Linked DNA regions of Homo sapiens: region 2 is linked to region 1. A link is a contact called in ENCODE Hi-C or POLR2A ChIA-PET data. All regions are on one chromosome and are shown on one strand. The core of a region is the stretch at or near the end of the contact, and the rest is flanking DNA. Distances in the headings are between cores, read along the strand shown.

Region 1 (5,301 bases), core at 1,942-4,441:
TCTGTACTTTCAAGCTCTCCCAGATTTCTAAAACAAGAGCACTGGGCTGGGCGCAGTGGCTCACGCCTGTAATCCCAGCACTTTGGGAGGCCGAGGTGGATGGATCGTGAGGTCAGGAGATCGAGACCATCCTGGCTAACACAGTGAAACCCCATCTCTACTAAAAATACGAAAAATTAGCCGGGCGTGGTGGCAGGCGCCTGTAGTCCCAGCTACTTGGGAGGCTGAGGCAGGAGAATCGCTTGAACCTGGGAGGTGGAGGTTGCAGTGAGCTGAGATTGCGCCACTGCACTCCAGCCTGGGCGACAGAGAGAGACTCTCTCAAAAAAAAAATAAGAACATTGGCCTTCCTGAGTCCTGGAGAATGGGTTTGTACAATTTCACAGTGGAATCATGGACATAGTATAAGTGCATGTAGTTTTCAATTTTAATTTGTAGTCTCAGTTCTTTCAAGAAGTAGCTGAACAGTGACAGGCACAGTTTTCTATACAGTGAGCTAAAGTAAGATAGCTTCATGGAATCAGGTGGTTTCATATCCTGAAATCCCAGAGACTCTCTTTTTTGCTCCCTCATCTATTGCCCTGTGTTCAGGCTTTACCATTTCTCTTCTGGACAAACACAGGAAACTCTTTACCTGCCTCCTGCTTTGCACATATGGCCAGCCCCTTGGTTCATCTTCCATACTGCCAACCAAATGTTCTTTCTAAAGGCAAAACTAAACATCATGGCATGACTTTGCTTAAAATCTTCCGAAGACTTCTCTTCCTTTGCAAGGTGTCTAAATCCCAGAATGTCTCAGACCTATGTATCTTTCCAGTCTACTCTTTCTGTGCCCTGGGTAAACTGTTCGCTTCCCAAGTGCTTTGTGCTAATTGTGTGAACTCTTTCTGGGTCCCACCATGCAGGCCTGAGGTCCCTCATGGCTCAGGTTTGTCTCTGGCCTAGCATACTGTTTCTAATCGTTAGTTGACGTGCCTTCCTCACTAAACTCTAAAAAGCATTTTGAGCACTGTTTATTGCTTGCTTTTGCTTAACAAATACTGAGCCCAGCACCTGGCACCTAGGTGGTGCTCAATAAATGTTTCTTATATGATTGAATAAATGAATGAAGGAATGAGTTAGTGATATCACACAGGAAGCAGTGGTGAAGGAGACACTGCATTTAGTTAGTAAAACAGGCTTGAGCTGCAATTAACAGATTTCAGCAAGAGTGAGGCTGGTTGGTTGCTGGGTGGCCCCCATAAGGGCATAGCCCTGGTGAATAGCCACAGGACCAAAATCAGTTTTATTAGTTCTTTTTGAGAGATGTGACTTGCAAGAATTGACTTATAGTTAAATTTATGAGAGATTAATTCATAATTGATATGCTCATGTATTCTTGACAATGAAAAGAGGAAGGCCAGGCAGCACAACTGACATGGGTCATTTGCTCAGGCCACATCCTGCTGGTCAGTAAGTTCATTCAGGAGGCCCAATATTAGAACTTACTAAATTCTGAGTAAATGCATCCTTTCTAATTGTCTCTAAGGGATTGTCCATCAAGCTGGATTACCCAGAAGAAGGATTATTTTCTTTTCCTATTTAAAAATGTTTTTAAATTTAAAAAAATTTTTTAGAGACAGGGTCTCACTATATCGCCCAGGCTCAAACTCCTTGGCTGAAAGGATCCTCTTTGCCTCCACCTCCCAGGTAGCTGGGAACTACAGGCTTGTGCCACAATCCCTGGCTTTTTTAGTTGAAGGGCATTTCTCTATAGATCACTGACTTTTACAACATCCTTAACAGTAATCAAAACAGTTCTACCTTTGTAATAATAATGGCTAATTCTTGAATGTTTACTGTGTTGGGCACTGTTCTAAATGCTTTATCTACTTTGACATAATCTTCACAACCCTGTGATGTAATTACTATTATTAGCTCTGTTTTTACAGACTGGGAAACCGAGAGCAAAGATGTTAAGTGATTTATCTCTGTTCTAAGGGGTGCTGGAATTTGAACCCATGCAGATGGACTCAATACCTTTGCTTTTAACCACACACTAATCTTCCTTTCTATGAATGCAACCAGCATTTCTTGTGTTTGCTTTGTGTGACTTCGTTTAATGCTCCTAGCAACTTCTGCAAATTAGGTGTTAAATCTCTTTTGCTTGCAGCCGAAAAAAGGTCTTGGTTTTTTGGTTACAAGCAACGGACTAAAGCAAAAAAGATTTTACCATGTCTTATACCTGAGCTATCTTTAGGTCAGGTTGCTGACTATGATGATGGGTGCCCCAGTTGGTATGGGGAGGGGCAACTTTTCACAAAGGAAGGGGAGCCAATGATGGAGAAACAAAATCACATGAAGAAATGGAAGTTTAAATGACTTGCCCAAGGTCACCCAGCTAGTGAGTGCCAAAGGTGGGATTTGGCCCTAGGCTGCCTCTAGCACCATCTGGGTTCACTCTGATTTGAGTGGACCCTTTGCAAACTGTACATCCTGCTGCTGCTGTTCTTTCATCAGCAGGTTATGCTATCATAACCATAACATGTATCATTTTCTTTATTCCATTCTGGTTCTAAGAATACACTGTGACCACCTTCTTTGAACCTGGCTGTTTCCCAAATGTAGTGCACATTGTTTTATTTAATTCTAAACTATCTTTTAGGATAGTTGTATAAACAGTTTAGTTCATCTAAAATTTTAACTAAAATTTGTACTGCTTTCCACTTCTGAAAGTGACCTTTTTTTCTGACCTGGCTGCAAATTCTGGAGAAGGCTTGACTGAAGCTCTGTGAGCAGACCAGAGCTTTTTCAGGCTAAGGTTTATACAAAACATTGACCTTCATGGAAATTCTGGTTCTTGATCACTTGGGTAAGCAAGTAAGTTCATGGGAATGCCCATCTATTCACTGTCAACTCACAGCCCTACTGTACAGGTCCTTGCTGGGGAGCATGCTCTCTGGAAAGTGGCTTATACTTTGCACTTCTGAATCTGTTTGTGAGGAAATGACAGTATTTTTCCGCACTTGCACCACCGACTGAAGCGCTGATCCTTGATGTGTTTAGTTTTTACCTGTGCTCATCTCTACATCAAAAACAGAGGAAGCCACAGGAAATTGCTGCCTGTATTTCCAGGAAACTTAACTACATCATCGGCTCCCCAATCCGCACAGCCCAGAAGACCCTGATGCTGGCCTCAGTGTTGCTGATGTGGGTGGTGATAAGGGGCCGAGAGTGTTCTCATCCTGTGGCTCTGCCAGTGAAAGCCTAGAAGAGATGAAGCACTCTTCAGACTAACAGGAAAACCCTGAGTCTGGTTCTATAAGCACTTAGTCTCTGAACATGCCGACAGTGAGGGTGAAGTGAGGGATAATTCTATCCCAAGGCTAGTGGTCCTCTTTCTTTCTGCTCAGGTGTGCTATCTTGTCCCTGGTCCATAGGGCCGTGGCTGGCATTCTCTCTGATCGCAGAAAATTGAAATGATCCTGGGAAAATTGTCACATGAGCCTGTGGATGGGGTCAGGAGAGATAAAGACCATAGGATTTACACTGGCCACCAGCAGTTCCTCAAAGAATTATAATAACATAATTGTAATACCAATCGCTGATATTTATTGAGCATTGACTTTGGTGTGCCAGGCATTTTGTCGAGGACCCTATGAGCATTAATGTAATCCTCACATAAACCCCAAAAGGGACTCTTTATTATTCCCAATTGTCAGGCGAGGTACCTGAGACTCATAGAGTTTGATACCTTGTCCAGGGTCATATAGCCATTAAAGGATGCAAAACTTGAACCTAAATCTGTGTCATTCTAAGCCAGCACTATACATAGTCAAGTAGGTTTTACTGGAGGGTGGAGTGGGGCTGGCAGCCTGTGTGCACAGGCAGACGGAAGCAGACAAGATCCATCCAAGGCAGGCTGAAGACTTATACCCAGAGAAGGCTTTGGTGTACATCTGCCAAAGTGATATTCTCATGTAGAAGAAAGGATTGGGTGATAGTCCAATAAATACTTTACCACAGGGAACTTATGTGTCTTCTGGGGTCTGGCCAAAGTCATGAGTGCAAGCTCCCAAATAAAAAAAAGGTGGCTTCTCACCTCCTCATGATCCCAGCTTCCTAGCATAGCACTCTTCTCTATTTTAGCTTATCAATTCCAAATGTGATTGAAACAAGTATGAGAAATTGATGTTGCTTCAGCTTCTCTGTGAACTGAAACAAATTCTTGTTGAAACATGATATCTCCTGCCTCATGGATCAAAGAGGGATGGTCTGGAAGAGAAGCCCCCATAAATATTTGAGGCTTAATGAAGGCTATCTGTTGAATAATACACCTGTATTATTGTAAAAAGTTTTAATTTGGCCTCAGAGATACTCCCCACTAAAGCAGACAACAAAAAAGTGAGAAAATGAGGCTAGGAATTAATAAAAGATGTCAAGAAAGACCATTTAAGGACTTCTTAGAGACAGGCCATAAATGTGGTTTTGAACTTTTTGGCAGCTATTATGAAGACGGAAAGAGAAGTGTCATGGGAATCAATTTTCAAAACTTAAAAGTTCTCTTAAAATTCTAGCAGAAAAATAGTTTGCAGCTCTACACAGGTATTGGCTAGCATTAGTTTAAAGTGGTTGACATGCAGCCCTACTGCACACCTCTTTATATTCCCTTTGTGTTTAGGATTAGAAAAACTCACATAGTATGATCTATCATATGTCTACTTCTGGATTATTTCAAGATTGATAATCTGGTTTGTGTATTATCTTGGTCTTCATTTCTCTTTCCTTCTGGGCCTGTTGTTCATCTACTGGACATTTCTTTTCTTATTAACATTTCTGCTAAATTTTAAACAGAGAAAAGAAAAATAAATACACAATTCCAGCTATTTGCAGAGGTGATTTCAATGCTTTGTCAGCTAAAGGGAATTTCAAGAGAGATCTTTCTACATCAGTCTACTCATAATAGAACTCCTGGCTATCTTGGGTTGAGCCTGCCTGCAGGTGTGCTTAACCTGGGCCACAGATTAAGGCAGGTAAGGGAGAAACACCTGCAGAGGTAGGTTTTGACCCCATTATACCTAAGATGAAGGTCACTCCTTGTGAATTGATATAGAATGTGAAAAGGGTAGAAACTGCTGATTAAAACAAAGTGTTTTGATTATCTGGATTTCAGTAATAAGTGTTTTCCTCTCTTCCAGTTATAAAGAGTTGAAAACCTTGCAAGGCACTCTTGTATAATTGTGTCCTTAAAAGGTTTAGATAACGGTTGGGCTTCTCTCTCTCTCTCTCTCTCTCTCTCTCTGTCTCTCTCTCTCAGACCAA
Region 2 (5,301 bases), core at 1,205-3,704, 40 kb after region 1:
TTGACTAATCATAGTTTATATGTTCTTCTGGTTTATTTGGTTTTCTTTTCTATTTTTTTTAATGGAATAGTTTTGTAATTTCTTACCACTCTCAAACTTTAATAAAGTGGCATCTTGAGGCTAGTTTCAGTTAAATATAAATATAAGCAATTAATTAAGATAACCAACCCTAACCAGAGAGATAAAGTATCATCGCGTGTCATAGTGATCAAGGAGCACCTGTTAATGAGAACTGTAGGAAAACTGCAACCAATCATGAAAAAAAAAGTGTTGGGTGAAATTAACAATGTCTGTGTTTCTTGTTATTTCTTAAATCCAACCCATAAACAATTTGCTGTGACAGCTCTAGGCTGGGATTACGGCATTTGGGATGAGGTCTGATTATAGCTAAAAATAGACACGTGTATTGAAGATAAGAAAAGGAATATTAAACAATTGAAATTTTGTGAAAGACTGATGCTGTTTCATTGTAATAATTTCCCCAAAGGCACATTAGTAATGCTGCTAAATACAGACTTTAATAGACTTTAATAATGTGTACTTTAGAGGCCTGATACACAAAGGAATAATGTATAAAACATTCATTATGAAAAATTGCTACCTTTTTTATTTAATAAGAAATCTGTTGAAACAAAACCTATGGCATTGTGTTCTTGGCTATTAGCAGGCTGAAGAATAATTGCTACCTTCTTTTACATTTTTTCACCTATTCTAATCAAGTTGCAATCATATTTTCTTATTTGTTCCATGAATGAAATGGAGATTAAAAAAAAAAAAAGTACTTGCATTGAATGGACCCTTGTTCAAATTGTGGCTCATTCTCTCGCTACCTTCATGATCTTGGGCAAGTTACCTAAAGTCAAAACTCCGTTTCTTTATTTGCAAACTGAGGATTGTTCTACCTATCTAACAAGGTAGGAATAAGTTAAATGTTGACACAGTGGAGTCCCTATGTAACAGACACTCAGCAAATGCTTTCTATTATGATTACTTTCTACATCTCTTTCTCTTTATGTTGCTTGTTTCTTTGAAGGACTGTAGTGGAGGAGCTGGAAGGGGGTTGAGAGTAGGAAAAAGCAATTAAAAAGATACCTTAGCTGCTCTGTAGCCAAGCCTTGCATTGGATTTCAATTTGATTTTAATGTGCTGCTGCTGAGAGCCATGCTGTTGAAAAAGAGAGAAGAGTAAGAAGCAGATGCTCTTAGAAGAACAGTGGGGCATTTATCTCTTTTAATGAGATAACATCATTAGAGTGACAAAGTGCAGCGAATCAATACTCGAAATGGACTGGCGCTATCTTCCCAAAGTGCGCTGATTGTTACACTTCACAACCTTAGAATCCGCTGAATCACGAATTCTGTCTTATCTGTTATTAGAGCCGCTGGCTTTGATCTCACAGACTAGATCCACACCTTAGGGATCTCCAGAGGAACAGGAAAACAGACTAATAGGATAAATGAGAAAAATCCAAGGTGATTTATAAACTGCCCTGTAATCAAGGAACCTCAGAGAAAGGTGGTTGTGCTTGTTTTTTCCTTGGACTTCTTTAAATGGCTACTCATAACTGCCTTCCCCTCTGCTCGCTCTCCTTGCTCTCTGTCTGCTTCTTGGTGTAATGTCAGAAACGCTAATCATGTCAGACTGTGACACTGACAGCCCTGACATTCACAACAAAGAGACAAGGAGGAGAGAGAGGAAAAGAGATGGGGGAGGGGGGAGGTGAGGAAAAGCAGCAGGAGAAGCATTTTTTTATTGCACATAAAATCCATAGCTGCAGAATCACCCACATCTGGACATGTCATATCCAAGGAAAATCAAGGAAGGCACAAGGTGAATTCCAATAGAGATTGAAACTGAGCTGGGGATTTTCCCCTCTTCTTTTAGATTTCATTGTGTAGTTTATATTAGAATTACTGTGACTATGATTTCTTCTCATCAAGAAAAAGGGCATTTACATTTATTTTTCCTTTTTCTTTACTACAGTTTTTCTCTTCGAAACAAAGCAAAGTTAAACACAGATCTTAGCAGGAAGTGTGTGCTGTCAGAGGTTTTCCAATTTATTACCAGATTCCCATAGTTTAATCTGAACAATAGCCAGTTCAGGAAAGAAGTCATGGGTGAGGGATGTTTTCTGACCATGGCAAGGCTGAATGTCATGACAAAGCTGTTCAGTGTCATCCTCAGGCCCTTGGCTTCTGCGGCACCTGCTTAAAGCTGCTGGATGCAGAAAATGCTGATGTTACCTGTTCCCTAACAGTTTGGAGTGGGCTTCCAAATACCTTTGAGACTTCTGTTTCTCTCAGGCACTTTCTCCATTTGGAATAATGCTGGTGAGTGGTCTGCAATCTCTGTCTTGGATCAGTCATGACCTGAAAATCGGCTGCCACATCTCACATGTGTTTTGAATCCAGATGCTATGATCTAAATTGAGCTCTGAGCTCAGGCTGAATCATCCTAGCTTTTCTATAAACATGAGAAGCCAGCTGCCAGCTCGGCTTTTGAGGTATTTTGAACTATAACTCTAAGTCTTACCGAAGATAGTTATCATTTCATTTTTTCTTCATGTCAGAAAAAAAAAATCAAAAATGGAAAATGGTATCCAGTATTTATTCTGTATCAGTTACCCTGTCATAAAAGAGGGTACATTTTTTGTCCATATTCAAACAGAAGGTATTCTGTACCTAGTGACTTCTTTTCAGATTGATTATAAAAATATTGAGAACTTTGGAAAAGGCTGATAACTCATTTCACAGTGTTCTCATCTTTAGTACCCAAGTAAAATTTTACATACTTGGGCTACTTGATAGAAATGCTCCACTTAATTTCAAAAAAAAAAAATTAAGTGGATTATGTGGCGTAGTTGAAGTTCCAGCAACTTTGACATTGTGACTTGTTTAATATTCTTGAGGAAATTCTACTTCTATTGGCAGAAGAGAGTAAATTTATACCCTATGGAGGATTTGAGAGAATTTACCCCAAAATATCTTCCTGTAAATTCAAATTTTCTTTGAAGTGTTTTTAATCCTAAAATTTTACATGGATTGTTCCCTGTGATATGTGATAGGTCCATGTTTGTTTTCATGTAAAATAATTTAAAATTACTTGCCACTTAAATTAATTAGGTCCTATAGTAGGTAATGACAGCTGGTATAACAGATAAGCCCTCAAAATTGAATGGTTTGACACAACTAGTTTCCTTTCTTGCTCAGCTCTCAGCCCAGTGGAAGTATTTCTGATCAGTGAAGTGCTTTTATTGAGAGGTGATTCAGGAATCCTGAACTCAGGTGCCTTCCGTCTTCTGGCCTCACCATCTATTTTGTCTGCTCAGGCTGCTGTAACAGAGTACCACAGACTGGGTGGCTTAAACAACAGAAATGTGTGGTCACACAGTTCTGCAGACTAGGAGTCGAAGATCAAGGTGTCAGCAGGGTTGGTTTCTTCTGCGGACTGTGAGGCAAGGATCTCTTCCAGGCCTTGCTCCTTGGCTTGTAGAAGGTCACCTTTTCCCGAGTCTCTTCACATCATCTTCCCTCTTTTCCTGTGTGTATCCAAATTTTCCCTTTTTATAAGGACACCAGTCATATTGGATTAGGGGCACACTCTCTTCCAGTATGACCTCATTTTAACTAATTACATCTGTAATGGTCCTATTTTCAAATAAGGTCACTTTCTGAGGTACTGGGGGTTAGGACTTCACCATGTGAATTTTGAGGGGACATAATTCATCCTGTAACACCATCTTGCAATTGTCTGCACCTCACTTCTTAATCACAGTCGCCTTGAAGTAAAGCACCATCTTTTCTCATATTCCTTTGTTGAGCACTAGTCACGTGGCTGCACCTGGAGGTGAAGTGGCCTGGGAAATGTAGTCCCGTGCTGAATAGTGATTGTGCTAGATGGCCACATGCACACACAGGAGCCACCCCATCTTTCTCAGAATGTGTATCAAACTCTCCTGTATCTTCCAGTGCTTCTGAGCACACCTGTCCAGAGAGCTCTCAAAAAGGTAATCAGTGTTCAAGTTTGAGAATCCTATTCTAGCATGGCTAGGAATGCTTTTCAGTTAACACCCTAAGGATTTATATGTAAGTGAGTGCCTAAGGTTGCTTACTGTTTTGTTTTCTTAAGAATCTAATATATTCTCAAGGGAATTTTACTTACACTAGGGTTAATCACTTTTTCTTCTTGTGAAACTAGTGAAATCCAAATGAATGAAGTTTAACTCTTAGCCAAAAACTTAGCTTGTGGTTAGAGTGATTTTCTACAGTACAGTAACTTTTTTTGTTACATGTTCTACTATTGCTGAAAAATGATATATTTCCAAGAGGGAGAAAAGGATATTGTGAGTGCAGAAGACGGTTGTATAACCTGCTTTGCTTATCTCAAATGGCTAGACTTTAGTATTTAATTAAAGAAGTCTTGCCTCTCCTATCAAGTTAGTCATTATTTTGAAGGTTGAACGTGGGTTTTGTAAGTGACTAATTGCTTTGTATGTTCCTTTTCAATTACAATAAGAAGTTATGAATTCTCTACATTTAGAACTGCTAAAAATTATTTAGATTTACCTGTTGAATAGGTTTATTCTTTAAAAAAAAAAAAAGGAATCGAGAAAAAATTTCCACTGTAAATTTTTGGATTCTCCAAGGAATTTGTAAGAAATCTCCCATGAAAAAGAGAGTGATAGCAATTTGAAAAGGATAAGTAGTTGCAGTCTGAAAACTCAGTAGGTAGTGTGAAAGCACATTAATACTGAACCATAATATGTAATGTAAGATTTTAGTCATTAAGAAACCACTATATTGCTGTCTTATTGTTCTGTTACTTTAAAACACAGTTTTTACCTAAAGACTTAAAACCCACCAATGGTATTATAAATTTCCTTTTGGTCAAAAAACTGACAGTTGTACTGTAGCAAAGCTAGTCATTTGAACAGTGGCCTTTTCATTTATAATGGTTATAGTTTTTAATATGTCAAAATCTTAGCAAGTATTCGAGTCATTTTAAGAATGAATTAAATCCTCATTCATTTTGATATTATGAATTCAGATTTTAGAGAAGGGTCTAGGATGAAGTTTGTCCTTTGTAGATATTTGATAAATAATCATTATTTTAAGTATTACCATTTTATGGAATCCCTGTTTGCCAGATACTGCATTAGCCTCTTTACAATAGACTATATTATTGCTAATTTTCAAACCCAATTTGCACAGTAGTTGGTATTATTCCCACTTTACAGATGGGGAAACGCAGAGACCCTTAAGTAATGAGCCCAATAATCACGTGTCTAGATAAAGCAGATCC

Evidence for each region. A loop is a pair of places that touch in the nucleus more often than their neighbours do. ChIA-PET counts read pairs that join two places held with the same protein, here RNA polymerase II (POLR2A). Pooled maps may share reads with other maps.
Region 2: a map of CD4-positive, alpha-beta T cell shows a loop between it and region 1 (2.5-fold over the local background). The contact joins two enhancer-like sites. A Hi-C loop is called at or near these places in 5 of 168 maps with a recorded cell type or tissue (CD4-positive, alpha-beta T cell, CD8-positive, alpha-beta T cell and naive thymus-derived CD4-positive, alpha-beta T cell) and 10 of 50 pooled maps. POLR2A ChIA-PET finds 5 or more read pairs at or near these places in 7 of 52 experiments (HEK293, T-cell, activated B cell and 3 more).

The regions. Positions count from the first base shown.
Region 1 is chr6:90,231,966-90,237,266 of GRCh38, reverse strand. The region is part of intron 3 of BACH2 (BACH transcriptional regulator 2); the gene reads left to right. Among named protein-coding and RNA genes, the nearest start is that of BACH2, 62 kb to the left of the region's middle. Within about 2 kb of position 3,191, at least 3 of the 41 ENCODE cell types and tissues checked have a DNase peak (open chromatin) inside an H3K27ac peak, as active enhancers do.
Region 2 is chr6:90,191,605-90,196,905 of GRCh38, reverse strand. The region is part of intron 4 of BACH2 (BACH transcriptional regulator 2); the gene reads left to right. Among named protein-coding and RNA genes, the nearest start is that of BACH2, 100 kb to the left of the region's middle. RefSeq lists a silencer at 1,982-2,276. Within about 2 kb of position 2,454, at least 3 of the 41 ENCODE cell types and tissues checked have a DNase peak (open chromatin) inside an H3K27ac peak, as active enhancers do.